2 separate regions of the Mus musculus genome follow, and region 1 is linked to region 2. Evidence: chromatin loops called from intact Hi-C (ENCODE). Cell type or tissue: left cerebral cortex. All regions are shown on one strand.

Region 1 (8,000 bases), 110 kb before region 2:
GTGTGTATGTGTGTGTGAGAGAGAGAGAGAGAGAGAAAAAGAGAGAGAGAGAGAGAGGAAAGAGAGAAAGAGAGAATCACACTAGGCATTATTCAGAGCACTATTGCTAGTTGCTGTAACAAACATCCCCCAACCCCCCAACAGTGACATAACACAATAAAAGTTCATGCAAAAGTTCGTTTCTGATCAATTACTTACTTGATTGGTCTCATTTAAATGGTAACTCAGAGATCTATATGATTCCATACTATGACTATGCATCTGACACACAGAGATATCTAGTTCCCCCAAGCTGAAGTGACCACAGCATTTTACACCAACACTTGAAATGACAAATACCAATTCCACTTACATACCTTCAGCTAGAGTGGCCATAACCTCTCAATCTATCCAGATTATTATATGTGTGTTATTTTGCACATTTGTACAAAGAAGTAAACAAGGCAGACTTGCTATATAAATCACTATATAATCTATATGAGTAGGAAAAGAAAAACATATCAGGGGTCTACACCCTTCTTTTCTGTAGTGGTAGTGAGAATTAAAGGCATGGACTTGAGTATTCTAGGCAACCTCTTTACTGCTTTGCTACATCCTCAACTCTCAAAAGCTGCATCAGAAACATAGGACTTCAGCAAAAGGAAGAAAGCCCTTCTAGGAATTGGGCTTTCTGATACACACGATCAGAAGCTTTGTGATGTATGTATAAACTTTAGAACAAAGGGTTAGACTGATCTGGTTGAATCAATTTTCCAGTAGCCAAAAAGTTTGAGCGATACAGATTAAACAGATTTTTATCATAATTTTTATTAGCTATTTGATGTCAGTAAAGGCCTTTGACTTTTCCCTGTAGATAATAAAATACTTTTGTTCATATACCCTGGCTAAAAAGAAAAGTGAAGTGTATTAAGAGTACACATTATCCACTGAAAAGCAGCAAATGCCAGCAACAGGAAGCCAAGGAATTTGCCAGAGCTGGATGCTGGGTACGAGTTCAGTGCTTAGTCTGATGTGTGATGAAATTGAAAAACAACATCAAAAACATGAAAGCAACAGTTAAAACACAAGATGTCGACAGGATAATTTTGGAGTCGAAAGTGTTGTCGGTGGGTTGGTGTTCCTATTGATTCACAGGGGTTCCTGCCTGGCCACAGTAGACAGTCTCCCCAGGCTCCATATCCCCATGCTGTGAGTCACAGGTAAGGACACCCTGTTGATTCTTGGGCGCCTCCCCTATCCCAGGTCTCTGTCTATTTCTGGAGATGCCCCCCTAACTCCCCCACCCCAGTCAGTTGCAGATTTCCATTCATTCTCATGGCCATCTGGCCATTCCCTGTGTTCCTCCCCACACCTGACTCCAACCCCCTCACTCATCTGCTGATCCCCTCTCTCATCCAGTTCCTTCCATCCTACAAGAAATGCAGGGATTAGGGATGGAGAAGAGACTGAGAGAACGGCCAACTAAAAAATTTGCTCAACTTGAGACCAATCTCACTGGCAAGCACCTATCCATGACATTATTATTTTTTTAATTAGATATTTTCTTTAATTACACTTCAAATGTTGGGGACTCTTATAGAAGAATAGGAGGAAGGATTGCAGCCCTCAGGGGATAGGAACTCCACAGAAAGACCAACAGAGTCAACTAACCTGGAACCTTGGGGCTCTCAAGTTCCTAACTGAACCACCAAACAAAGAACATACATGGGCTGGACCTAGACCTCCCACACTTATGTAGCAGATACGCACCTTGGTCTTCATGGGGATCTCGAGCAACTGGAGCAGGGGCCATCCCAAAGCTCTTGCCTGTACATGGAATATATTCTTCTAGCTGGGCTGCCTTGTCTGGCCTCAGCGGGAGAGGATGCTTGATATGTCAGGGTGGGGGATACCCAGAGGGACCCCACCCACCCAGAGGAGAAGGAGATGGGGCATGGGTGAGGGAGTGTGAGAGGGAAGAATGAGAGAGGGACAGTGAGCAAGGTATAAAGTGAATAAGTAAATAATAATAATAATAATAATAATAATAATAATAATAATAATAATAAAGTTGGGGCCACCCCACACACCATCTTCCTTCTGAACCCAGCAGAGGCCTCTAAGGGCTCCAAAGTGCTCTCCATGCTGCAAGGCCTCAGGATCACCTTGGGATCATGGGTGAGTGGAATGTAATATCAGCTCCAAAGAATTATTGAGGGTCTTGTGCTGACAGGGACAGGGACAAAGGAACCCTGCCTGACCAGAGGCTGGGGTCCATTCAGGTCAGAGCTAACCCTGCCATCTTCTGCATGAACACGGCCAAGGGTGTCTAGGGCACCAGAGGACTCTCCACACCACAGGAACCCTAGCACACGCAGGACCTCCTGATCACCTGAGAGCACATGGGCAATAGAAGCAACAGAGCTTCTTGGTCAGGGTCCCTTCGGGCCTTCATTCTCAGCCAGGAGGCAGAGCAGAGACCCAGACCCCTGGGCACATTCCTTGCCAGAGGAGAGTCTGCCTACAGGGAGAGTTCTGTCCCCAGAACTCAGGAGGTGGATCAGAGCTCCAGACTGCTGGACACCTGCCCTGAAAGAAGAGAGGTTGCCTGCAGAGAGTGCTCTGACCACTGGAACTCAGATGAGAGTTGCACTCCCAGGAGTGCTGACAGAGGCTAACAGAATCACAGGAGGATCAAGCTCCAACCAGAGACCACTTGAACATTAACACCAGAGATTTGCAGATGGCGAAAGGCAAACGTAAGAATCTTACTAACACCTGAATTTTTGATCTTAGCTATTCTGACTGGTGTGAGGTGGAATCTCAGGGTTGTTTTGATTTGCATTTCTCTGATGATTAAGGATGCTGAGCATTTTTTCAGGTGCTTCTCAGCCATTCAGTATTCCTCAGGTAAGAATTCTTTGTTTAGCTCTGAGCCACATTTTTTAATGGGGTTATTTGATTTTCTGGAGTCCACCTTCTTGAGTTCTTTATATATATTGGATATTAGTCCCCTATCTGATTTAGGATAGGTAAAGATCCTTTTCCAATCTGTTGGTGGCCTTTTTGTCTTATTGACAGTGTCTTTTGCCTTACAGAAGCTTTACAGTTTCATGAGGTCCCATTTGTCAATTCTTGATCTTACAGCACAAGCCATTGCTGTTCTATTCAGGAATTTTTCCCCTGTGCCCATATCTTCGAGACTTTTCCCCACTTTCTCCTCTATAAGTTTCTGTGTCTCTGGTTTTATGTGAAGTTCCTTGATCCACTTAGATTTGACCTTAGTACAAGGAGATAGGAATGCAGATGCTGGCGAGGATGTGGAGAAAGAGGAACACTCCTTCATTGTTGGTGGGATTGCAAGCTTGTACAACCACTCTGGAAATCAGTCTGGTGGTTCCTCAAAAAATTGGACATACTACTACTGGAGGATCCCGCAATACCTCTCCTGGGCATATATCCAGAAGATGTCCCAACTGGTAAGAAGTACACATGCTCCACTATGTTCATAGCAGCCTTATTTATAATAGCCAAAAGCTGGAAAGAACCCAGATGCCCCTCAACAGAGGAATGGATACAAAAATGTGTTACATTTACACAATGTACTCAGCTACTAAAAAGAATGAATTTATGAAATTTCTAGGCAAATGGATGGACCTGGAGGGCATCATCCTGAGTGAGGTAACAGAATCACAAAAGAACTCAAATGATATGTACTCATTGATAAGTGGATATTAGCCCAGAAACTTAGTATACCCGAGATATAAGATACAACTTGCAAAACACATGAAAATGAAGAAGAACGAAGACCAAAGTGTGGACACTTTGCCCCTTCTTAGAATTGGAAACAATCACCCATGGAAGGAGTTACAGAGACAAAGTTTAGAGCTGAGACAAAAGGATGGACCATCTAGAGACTGCCATATCCAGGGATCCATCCCATAATTAGCCTCCAAACGATGATACCATTGCATACACTAGTAAGCGTTTGTTGCAAGGACTGTGATATAGCTGTCTCTTGTGAGACTATGCCGAGGCCTAGCAAACACAGAAGTGGATGCTCACAGTCAACTATTGGATAGATCACAGGGCCCCAATGGAGGAGCTAGAGAAAGTATCCAAGGAGCTAAAGAGATCTGCAACCCTGTAGGTACAGCATTATGAACTAACCAGTATCCCGGAGCTCTTGACTCTAGCTGCATATGTATCAAAAGATGGCCTAGTCGGCCATCACTGGAAAGAGAGGCCCATTGAACAGGCAAACTTTATATGCCCCAGTACAGGGGAACGCCAGGGCCAAAAAAATGGGAATGGGTGGGTAGGGGAGTCGGGGGGAAGGGTGTGTGAGACTTTTGGGATAGCATTGGAAATGTAATTGAGGAAAATACGTAATAAAAAAAAAGTTTTCTTCACACACACAAAAAAACGAATCTTACTAACAGAAACCAAGAACACTGGGCATCATCAGAACCCAGTAGGCCCACCACAATGAGTCCTGGATACCCCAACACACCCGAAAAGAAAGACACAGATTTAAAATCATATCTCAGGATCATGGTAGAAGATTTTAAGAAGGGCATTAATAACTCACTTAAAGAAATACAGGAGAACACTGCTAAACAGGTAGAAGCCTTTAAAGAGGAAGCACAAAAATTTCTCAAGGAATTAAAGAATACTTCTAAAGAAGTAGAAGCTCTTAAAGAGGAAACACGAAAATCCCTCAAGGAATTACAGGAGAACACTGCTAAACAGATAGAAGTCCTTAAAGAACTACAGGCAAAAACTGCTAAACAGGTAGAAGAACCACAAAAATCCTTTAAAGAATTACAGGAAAACACAACCAAACAAGCAATGGAATTGAACAAAAGCATCCAAGATCTAAAAATGGAAGTAGAAACAATGACAAAAACCCAAAGGGAGACAACTCTGGAGATAGAAACCCTAGGAAAGAAATCAGGAACCAAAGATGTGAACATCAGTAACAAAATACAAGAGATGGAAGAGAGAATCTCAGGTGCAGAAGATTCCATGGGGAACATGGACACAACAATCAAAGAAAATGCAAAATGCAAAAAGATCCTAACTCAAAACATCCAGGAAATCCAGGACACAATGAGAACACCAAATCTACCGATAATAGGAGTAGATGAGAAAGAAAATTTTCAACTTAAAGGGCCAGCAAATATCTTCAACAAATTATAGAAGAAAACTTCCCATACCTACAGAAAGAGATGCCCATGAACATACAAGAAGCCTACAGAACTCCAAATAGACTGGACCTCAAAATAAATTCCTCCTGTCACATAATAATCAAAATAACAAATGCACTAAAAAAAAAAAGAGAGAATATTAAAAGGAGTAAGGGAAAAGGATCAAGTAACATATAAAGGCATGCCTATTAGAATTACTCCAGACTTCTCACAAGAGACTATGAAAGCCAGAAGAGCCTGGACAGATGTTATACAAACACAAAGAGAACACAAATGCCAGCCCAGGCTACTATACCCAGCAAACTGTCAATTACCATAGATGGAGAAACCAAAGTATTTCATGACAAAACCAAATTCACACAATGTCTTTCCATGAATCCAACCCTTCAAAGGATAATAAAGGGAAAACACTAACGCAAAGACGGAAATTACACCCTAGGAAAAGCAAGAAAGTAATCTTTCAACAAACCTAAAAGAAGACAGGCACAAGAACAGATTCCCACCTTTAACAACAAAATGACAGGAAACACCAATTACTTTTCTTTGATTTCTCTTAACATCAATGAACTCAATTCCCCCAATAAAAAGACATAGACTAATAAACTGGCTACAAAAACAGGACCAAACATTTTGCTGATTACAGGAAACCCACCTCAAGGATAAAGACAGACACTACCTCAGAGTAAAAAGCTGGAAAACAATTATCCAAGCAAATGGTCCAAAGAAACAAGCTGGAATAGCCATTCTAATATTGAATAAAATTGACTTCCAACTCAAAGTTATCAAAAAAGACAAGGAGGGCACTTCATACTCATCAAATGTAAAATCTACCAAGATGAACTCTCAATTCTAAATATCTATGCTCCAAATGCAAGGGCAGCCACATTCATTAAAGAAACTTTAGTAAAGCTCAAAGCACACATTGCACCTCACACAATAATAGTGGGAGACTTCAACACCCCACTCTCACCAATGGACAGATCCTGGAAACAGAAACTAAACAGGGACACATGGACACTAACAGAAGCTATGAAAGAAATGTATTTAACAGCTATCTACATAACATTTTATCCTAAAACCAAAGGAAATACATTCTCCTAAGCACCTCATGGTACCTCCTCCAAAATTGACCATATAATTGGTCACAAAACAGGCCTCCACAGATAGAAAAGTATTGAAATTATCCCATGCATCCTATAAGATCACCACAGACTAAGCCTGACCTTCAATAACAGCATAAATAATAGAAAGCCAACATTCACATGGAAACTGAACAACACTCTACTCAATGATACCTTGGTCAAGGAAGAAATAAAGAAATTAAAGACTTTTTAGAGTTTAATGAAAATGAAGCCACAACATACACAAACTTATGGGACACAATGAAAGCAGTCCTAAGAGGAAAACTCATAGCCCTGAGTGCCTCGAAAAAGAAACTAGAGAGAGCATATACTAGCAGTCTGACAACACACCTAGAAGCTCTAGAACGAAGCACATTTACCCAAAAGGAGTAGACAGCAGGAAATAATCAAACTCAGAGCTGGAATCAACCAAGTGGAAACAAAAAGAACTATTCAGAGAATCAGCCAAACCAGGATCTGGTTCTTTGAGAAAATCAACAAGATAGATAAAACCTTAGCCAGACTCACTAGAGGTTACAGGGACAGTATCCAAATTAACAAAATCAGAAATGTAAAAGGAGACATAACAACAGATCCTGAGGAAATGCAAAACATCATCAGATCCTACTACAAAAGGCTAAATTCAACAAAACTGGAAAACCTGGATGAAATGAAAAACTTCCTAGACAGATACCAGGTACCAAAGTTAAATCAGGATCAGATTAACAATCTTAACAGTCCTGTTTCCCCTAAAGAAATAGAAGCAGTCATTAATTCATTAATGGTCTCCCAACCAAAAAAAAAAAAAAAAAAAAAAAGCCCAGGACCAGATGGGTTTAGTGCAGAGTTCTATCAGACCTTCAAAGAAAACCTAATTCCAACTCTACTCAAACTATTCCACAAAATAGAAACAGAAGGTACTCTACCCAATTCATTCTATGAAGCCACAATTACTCTGATACCTAAACCAAACAAAGATCCAACAAAGAAAGAGAACTTCAGACTAATTTCCCTTATGAATATCGATGCAAAAATACTCAATAAAATCCTCACAAACCGAATCCAAGAACACATCAAAATGATCATCCATCATGACCAAGTAGGCCTCATCCCAGGGATGCAGGGATGGGTAGTGGCGCACACCTTTAATCCCAGCACTTGGGAGGCAGAGGCAGCCGGATTTCTGAGTTCCAGACCAGCCTGGACTACAAAGTGAGTTCCAAGACAGCCAGGGCTATACAGAGAAACCTTGTCTCAAAAAACCTAAAGAAAAAAATATATATACGAAAATCTATCAAAGTAATCCACTTTATAAACAAACTCAAAGACAAAAACCACATGATCATCTCGTTAGATGCTGAGAAAGCATTTGACAAAATCCAACACCCCTTCATGAAAAAAGTCGTAAAAAGATTAGGAATTCAAGGCACATAACTAATCATAATAAAAGCAATATACAGCAAACCAGTAGCCAACATCAAAGTAAATGGAGAGTAGCTGGAAACAATCCCATTAAAATCAGGGACTAGAAAAGGCTGCCCACTCTCTCTCTACCTATTCAATATAGTACTTGAAGTCCTAACAGAGCAATTATACAACAAAAGGAGATCAAGGGGATACAAATTGGAAAGGAAGAAGTCAAAATATCACTGTTTGCAGATGTTATGATAGTATATATATATATATATAT
Region 2 (8,000 bases):
TGCCCACAGTACTCAATACAGAAGCCCTGTGAAGTCCCCATCAATGTGCAAAGGCACTCACTCACACACATATATGAGCACTCTCCACTGCCCATTCCGCTTCTCTACTTTTCGCCATGATTTCCATCATCGTCCAGAGTTCTACTCAGTCTATTCCAATGCTTACTGCCTTCTCACTGTATGGTGGTTTGAACAGGTGTGGCCCCCAATAGACTCATGTGTTTGAATGCATGGCCCATAAGGAGTGGCACTATTAGGAAGTGTGGGCTTGTTGGAGTAGATGCGGCCTTGTTGGATGAAGTGTGTCACCATGGGAGCAGGCTTTGATATCTCATATGCTCAACCTATGCCTTCAGTGTGACACAGTCTCCTTCTGCTGCCTGCAGATCAAAATGTAGAACTCTCAGCTCCTTCTCCAGCACCATGTCTCCCTGCATGCTCGCATGCTTCCTCACATGATGATAATAAACTAACCCCCTGAAACTGTAAACCAGCCCCAACTAAGTGTTTTCCTTTAAAAGAGTTTCTCTGGCCATGATGTTTCTTCATAGCAATAGAAATCCTAAAATACCCTGATTCTCTCAGCTAAAAGCAAGTAAATGCTTGTATAGAAAGCAAGGGAATCTTTATATATGCAAAAGCTGGGTTTTTGCCAACTGGTTGAAAACCACCACCCCAGTCTCCCCTTATGAGCATCAAGAAGATTCAAGCAATGATTAAGCATAGACTATAATCATCTGGGTTCATCTCATAGCAGAAGATCCAAAGAAAATCTCCTCATGTACATAATGAGGGTCCTAAGTGTTCAGGAATTTAAACAAAATTAATAGAAGGTAAAAAAAATTTAAAAATCAATTAGTCAGTATTAATATTATTTTCCCAAATACAAAATAATTTCTTTTCATTTTTGTTATTGAAGCTGTGACACATGTTTTTGTACCCTCTATGTCTGTCATTAAACTGTGTTTGGGTAATGTTATCATTCCCATTTATTCTAACTGTGTATCTGGGAATAAAGTACTAATATATTTCTGCTTAAATTTTCCCTTAATCTAAAAGCTCTTCTTCTAGATACCCACATACTCAAAGATTAAACAAAAGGAGGCAGCTAAAAGCAAGGTTATTAGAAACTGAAAACCACAGCCTAAAGGCTAAGCTGGGCCCATTTCTTTTTTTATAAAGATAATTGAAACAGCTCTGTCCATTCATTTAGCCCTTGCCTATGGCTGCTTTTGTACCTCATCAGCAGAGTGGAATAGCTGTGACAGAGACCATACGACCTCAGAACCAAACATATTTACTATCTAGCTGACCCTGTATTAGGTCATCTAAATTCCTATTGACTTTTCCCATGCTGCTGTGGCACGCTGCATAAGGTCATTTATTGAGCACCAACTATGTGTCAAGACTCTGTGAATGGTATATTAAGGTAACATTCTCAAACATCAATGATATTTACCAAAGGTCACCATGAACAATTATCACTCTCTCCCCTTCATTTCAGAGACAAAATAGAAAGACTGTGAGATGAAATTGCTGAGTGGCCAGCAAGTCAACGAACGTCCTTCTCCAAAGGAACATTGCTCAGCCCTTAATGATCAGGGGAATAAAAATGTAGGTTTAGAGCACAAGAAATGGGGATAAGACATAGTTCCTTATCCTTATAAAATTTGTGTCATATCCTTATCATATATATAGCCAGGTTTGGCCAGCATTGCTCTGCCACAGCAATACCTAGTCCAAATCTAAAATTCCTTAGGGTTATCAGACGGCAGTTTGATTCCAATCCTCTACCTTAATCCTCACCAAGTTCTGGAACTGTATTGCAGCCCACATACTGATCAGAGGACAGCAACAGTAGAGTCCTGTCACCCACTACTGCTTCAACCCACACTGCTAAGACATGACCCACAGAATCTGAATAGTGACCATGACCCAGGCTTCAGGCTACACTGTCAGATACCAACAAAATGTGTCCCTTCCCCACCACCATTCTCTTGTCAAACTTGGGGGAGGGAGGTTCACAAAGTGTGTCCCAAGTCAAGTGTGACCATATGTCCCCAGTAGACCTATTAAAAAGAGACAAACTAGAGGTGAGAGTGGGAGGTTGTTCGATGTAGTCATGTTAGGAAGAGGGACAAAGTGATCCAGTGAAACTCCCAAGTCTATCTTTCAGATTCTGCAGTAAGATCAAAGTTCATATAGAGAGCCAAGGATATGTACTTCTAAGTAGTTCTATGAAGGTATTGTCCCACCCACAATGACCCATCATAGCCTGAGCTTCTACCTAATACCATAAAGTGACAGTACAGTTCTTAGAACTGTATGAACTGTTCCCCCTCTGACTGCTTAGTTTTCCCTCTCCCAGCATGTGATTCCTAGGGAAATCCCCATCTCTTTGGCGTCCATTATTTCAGTAGTCTAATAGTCAGATTAAGAGACACCAAGTATCTCATTTGAGTATCTTTATTTCCAACTGGTCTGTTACATCACTTTTGCATACTTGAGATGTCACAAGCTGCATTTCACCAGTGAAAACCACTAGAAATCAGCTAGCATCCCAGGGCCTGACCCCATCTCCAGTGTTTTCTTCTACAGAACAATATCTAATCAGGAAAGCATGTGTTAAGCAGAAGCCAATAGCAATACATTGCTTGAGAGTGTATGCTAAACCACAAGAAAATTTTACAAAGCAGTGACCTTAGTAGCTTCTATTTGGTTAAGTTCATAACATACCCTGTGTTTGCTCCAGTTTGTTTCCTATTGCTATGATAAGACCTTGAACAAAAGCAACTGGGAGTGGGGAAGGGTTTATTTGGCTTATAGTTCCATGACATATCTATCATTGAGGAAGGAAGGAGGGTCAATAATTTAATCAGGAATCTGGAAGCAGGAACTGAACTGGGGACTATGCAGGGACCTTGCTGACTGGCTTGCCTCCCATGGCTCTCTCAGCCTGCTTTCACATACAACATGTGACAGTTGGCACCACTATCAGTGAGTTGAGCCCTCCCATGTCAATCATTAATCAAGAAAATTCTCTGTAGATTTACCTGTGGAGAAATTTGGTAGACGTATTTTCTCAGTTGAGGCTCCTCTTTCCAAATAACTCTAGCTCGGGTCAAGCTGACAAAAACCTAACCAGGACACAGTTATAAAGAAAATAGATATGTTTGGCCTATGAAAAAAGTGTCTGAGCTGGTTTTTACTGTAGTAAAAAAAAATATATATATATATACATACATACATACATACATACATACATACATACATACATACATATCCTGTTTTGATCATTGTAAAGACAAAATTCAATAGCATCAAAAAATTTCCTATTTCTCATACACCATCACCAGATTTTTTCCCATCATCCTATTCTGAAGCTTTTTACCTTTAAAGCCCTCATGCTCTTGTCCCCAAGCCCCTGGAAGCCACCATTCTCCTTCCTATCTGTACGGGATGACTAATGCAGGGATCTTATAAAGGTAGGATCATAGAGTAATTGCCATTCTATGGCTGACTTACTTCAATTAGCATAATGTTGCTGAAGTTCATCCATGTTAAAAAAAAAAAAAGAAGATTCAGAGTAACACGCCACTGCTTGTATATATCGTTCTGTTTATCTTTTCACCCACATATAGACCCTTCACTCATTTCTATGGCAAATCAATTACTAACAGTGCTGCACCAGATGCAGTATACACATCTCTCTTGGAGTCTTTTCATTCTTTGGCTATAAACCCAGATAGAGTTGCTAAAAAATGTAGGAATTCTATTTCTAATGTAGTAAGGAGAATGTAAACTGTTTTTCATAGCAGCCCACACAACCTTACATTCAGCAAGTGGTGCACAAGGGTTCCAATAGCTCCATGTTCCCTTGAATACTATTGTTTCTTTCTTTCCCTTGTGTAATAGCCACAACCACATGACGTGGCATCTCTTTGCGGAACGAATGTTTCCTCACCCTCACAGTTAGTGATACTAAGCACACATAGTTTTGAAGTGACCTCAAAATCCATTTGCTAGGTCATGAAGAATCAACTGATTCGTTTTTCAGGATGGTACTTACTCTGCAGCAAAGTGATTGCATTCACAAGTATTCTGAACATAGAAGAATTTAGAAAGTACATAAACAGATTTTTGTTTTGGATTTTTTAGTTTCTGTTTTACTAGAATTTTATTAGATTCCTATAAGAATTGTAAGGCTAGCAATAGGGTCATTTCCTACCTTCTAATTATGTGCCCCTAATGTTAGCATCTTATGTAGGCTTTTTACATTTGCCAAAGCAAAACAATTAGCCACAGTACAACAGACTCTCAAGATGTCTTTGGACTTTCCTTCTTCAGTTCAAAGATTCTATGCAAAATACCATGTTCCATTCCATTGCCTTCTCTCTCGGCAGTCTGACAGTCTCACTCTTTCCTTGTGCCTTTGACAGTTCCGGTGGGTAGTCATCTGTTATTTTGTAGGGTGAGACTTGGGGTTGATTTATTGATGGCTCCTCACGCTTTGCTTGGATATGGGAGACGTACCACAGACGTAAATTCCCTTCTCGGTGCATCAAGTCAAGGTTACATGATATTCACATGGGTCATTATTATGGTACCAACCTTCATCCACGGCTAAGGTAACATCTGCCAGATGTTTTCATCCCAGACACAGCTTTCCCTTTCACATACCAGATTCATTGGAAGCAAGTCACACTAAGTCTAGCAATCCATCCTCACAGAGAAGAAAATGAAGCTTCTGCAGGTGGGAGGTGTACTGGAGACTTTGTGAATGCGTGTTAAATTCACAGTAGTTAAATATGTAGGAGGAGATATTTAAGGATGAGCAAACACTCTCCTGCTCTTACTGTTTCTGCCACAAATTTTCTCAGTGCTAAGGCAATGAGCTGGACTGGGAAGGAACGGGAACCCATCAGCAAAGCTCCGCCTTTCTTTCCCCAGCACTCACATACTAATTGCTGTGGATCCTAAAGGCTATAAATTCCATGGTTCCAAAGCAAAAACTTCAAGAGCTTCTCTCAGGAATCGCTTGTCCTGGGGTGAGATCACTGTTTCACTTCATCAGAAAATAAATGTAGGCCTTAGAGGATGTCGGCTTCATTTTTGCAACTCTTCTATGGTTGGAGCACTTCCTTTCATTGTGTTGTTAATTTTTCAATGAAACTTTAATGTTTTATCAAATTGCTGTATTAAATAATAAAATATACAGAAATGTCTTCTACTTACATATAAGGGCTACATCATTCTGAAATTAAGCTGTTATTACCTACTGATACCTAAGTCACCAGTGGCCAAGCAGTGTAAAAGACTACAGGAATGGTTATTAACAAGAGAGCTTCACCCTCCCCTGTGAGATGACTCATAGATTAGAAAATGCCGCCCTTCCACTCGACTCTAGACTCGACCCCCGGGCTACCTTGCCAGCAGAGTCTTGCCCAACACCCGCAAGGGCCCACACGGGACTCCCCACGGGATCCTAAGACCTCTGGTGAGTGGAACACAGCGCCTGCCCCAATCCAATCGCGTGGAACCTGAGACTGCGGTACATAGGGAAGCAGGCTACCCGGGCTTGATCTGGGGCACAAACCCCTTCCACTCCACTCGAGCCCCGGGCTACCTTGCCAGCTGAGTTGCCTGACACCCGCAAGGGCCCACACAGGATTCCACACGTGATCCTAAGACCTCTAGTGAGTGGAACACAACTTCTGCCAGGAGTCTGGTTCGAACACCAGATATCTGGGTACCAGCCTTGCAAGAAGAGAGCTTGCCTGCAGAGAATACTCTGCCCACTGAAACTAAGGAGAGTGCTACCCTCCAGGTCTGCTTATAGAGGCTAACAGAGTCACCTGAAGAACAAGCTCTTAACAGTGACAACTAAAACAGCTAGCTTCAGAGATTACCAGATGGCAAAAGGCAAACGTAAGAATCCTACTAACAGAAATTAAGACCACTCACCATCATCAGAACGCAGCACTCCCACCCCACCTAGTCCTGGGCACCCCAACACAACCGAAAATCTAGATCCAGATTTAAAAACATTTCTCATGATGATGATAGAGGACATCAAGAAGGACTTTCATAAGTCACTTAAAGAATTACAGGAGAGCACTGCTAAAGAGTTACAGGCCCTTAAAGAAAAGCAGGAAAACACAGCCAAACAGGTAGAAATCATTAAAGAAAAACAGGAAAACACATCCAAACAGGTGATGGAAATGAACAAAACCATACTAGAACTAAAAGGGGAAGTAGACACAATAAAGAAAACCCAAAGCGAGGCAACGCTGGAGATAGAAACCCTAGGAAAGAGATCTGGAACCATAGATGCGAGCATCAGCAACAGAATACAAGAAATGGAAGAGAGAATCTCAGGTGCAGAAGATTCCATAGAGAACATCGACACAACAGTCAAAGAAAATACAAAATGCAAAAGGATCCTAACTCAAAACATCCAGGTAATCCAGGACACAATGAGAAGACCAAACCTACGGATAATAGGAATTGATGAGAATGAAGATTTTCAACTTAAAGGGCCAGCTAATATCTTCAACAAAATAATAGAAGAAAACTTCCCAAACATAAAAAAAGAGATGCCCATGATCATACAAGAAGCCTACAGAACTCCAAATAGACTGGACCAGAAAAGAAATTCCTCCCGACAAATAATAATCAGAACAACAAATGCACTAAATAAAGATAGAATATTAAAAGCAGTAAGGGAAAAAGGTCAAGTAACATATAAAGGAAGGCCTATCAGAATTACACCAGACTTTTCACCAGAGACTATGAAAGCCAGAAGAGCCTGGACAGATGTTATACAGACACTAAGAGAACACAAATGCCAGCCCAGGCTACTATACCCGGCCAAACTCTCAATTACCATAGATGGAGAAACCAAAGTATTCCACGACAAAACCAAATTCACACAATATCTTTCCACGAATCCAGCCCTTCAAAGGATAATAACAGAAAAGAAGCAATACAAGGACGGAAATCACGCCCTAGAACAACCAAGAAAGTAATCATTCAACAAACCAAAAAGAAGACAGCCACAAGAACAGAATGCCAACTCTAACAACAAAAATAAAAGGGAGCAACAATTACTTTTCCTTAATATCTCTTAATATCAATGGACTCAATTCCCCAATAAAAAGACATAGACTAACAGACTGGCTACACAAACAGGACCCAACATTCTGCTGCTTACAGGAAACCCATCTCAGGGAAAAAGACAGACACTACCTCAGAATGAAAGGCTGGAAAACAATTTTCCAAGCAAATGGACTGAAGAAACAAGCTGGAGTAGCCATTTTAATATCGGACAAAATCGACTTCCAACCCAAAGTTATCAAAAAAGACAAGGAGAGACACTTCATACTCATCAAAGGTAAAATCCTCCAAGAGGAACTCTCAATTCTGAATATCTACGCACCAAATGCAAGGGCAGCCACATTCATTAGAGACACTTTAGTAAAGCTCAAAGCATACATTGCACCTCACACAATAATAGTGGGAGACTTCAACACACCACTTTCTTCAAAGGACAGATCGTGGAAACAGAAACTAAACAGGGACACAGTGAAACTAACAGAAGTTATGAAACAAATGGACCTGACAGATATCTACAGAACATTTTATCCTAAAACAAAAGGATATACCTTCTTCTCAGCACCTCACGGGACCTTCTCCAAAATTGACCATATAATTGGTCACAAAACAGGCCTCAACAGATACAAAAATATTGAAATTGTTCCATGCATCCTATCAGACCACCATGGACTAAGGCTGATCTTCAATAACAAAATAAATAATGGAAAGCCAACATTCACATGGAAACTGAATAACACTCTTCTCAATGATACCTTGGTCAAGGAAGGAATAAAGAAAGAAATTAAAGACTTTTTAGAGTTTAATGAAAATGAAGCCACAACGTACCCAAACCTATGGGACACAATGAAAGCATTTCTAAGAGGGAAACTCATAGCTCTGAGTGC

What was found. Peaks named below come from ENCODE experiments on the same cell type or tissue, not always from the same donor. Only the 100,000 strongest peaks of a DNase experiment are listed, where the experiment ranks them.
Region 1: it touches region 2 in a loop (2.6-fold over the local background); 2 of 42 quality-filtered maps call a loop at or near these places.

Annotation. Positions count from the first base shown.
Region 1 is chr8:41,730,723-41,738,722 of GRCm38, reverse strand. No RefSeq gene overlaps it. Among named protein-coding and RNA genes, the nearest start is that of 2810404M03Rik, 93 kb to the left of the region's middle. In left cerebral cortex, no CTCF peak of the experiment used is centred here; no DNase peak of the experiment used is centred here.
Region 2 is chr8:41,620,828-41,628,827 of GRCm38, reverse strand. No RefSeq gene overlaps it. Among named protein-coding and RNA genes, the nearest start is that of 2810404M03Rik, 200 kb to the left of the region's middle. In left cerebral cortex, no CTCF peak of the experiment used is centred here; DNase peaks (open chromatin) are centred at 3,833, 4,481 and 4,809.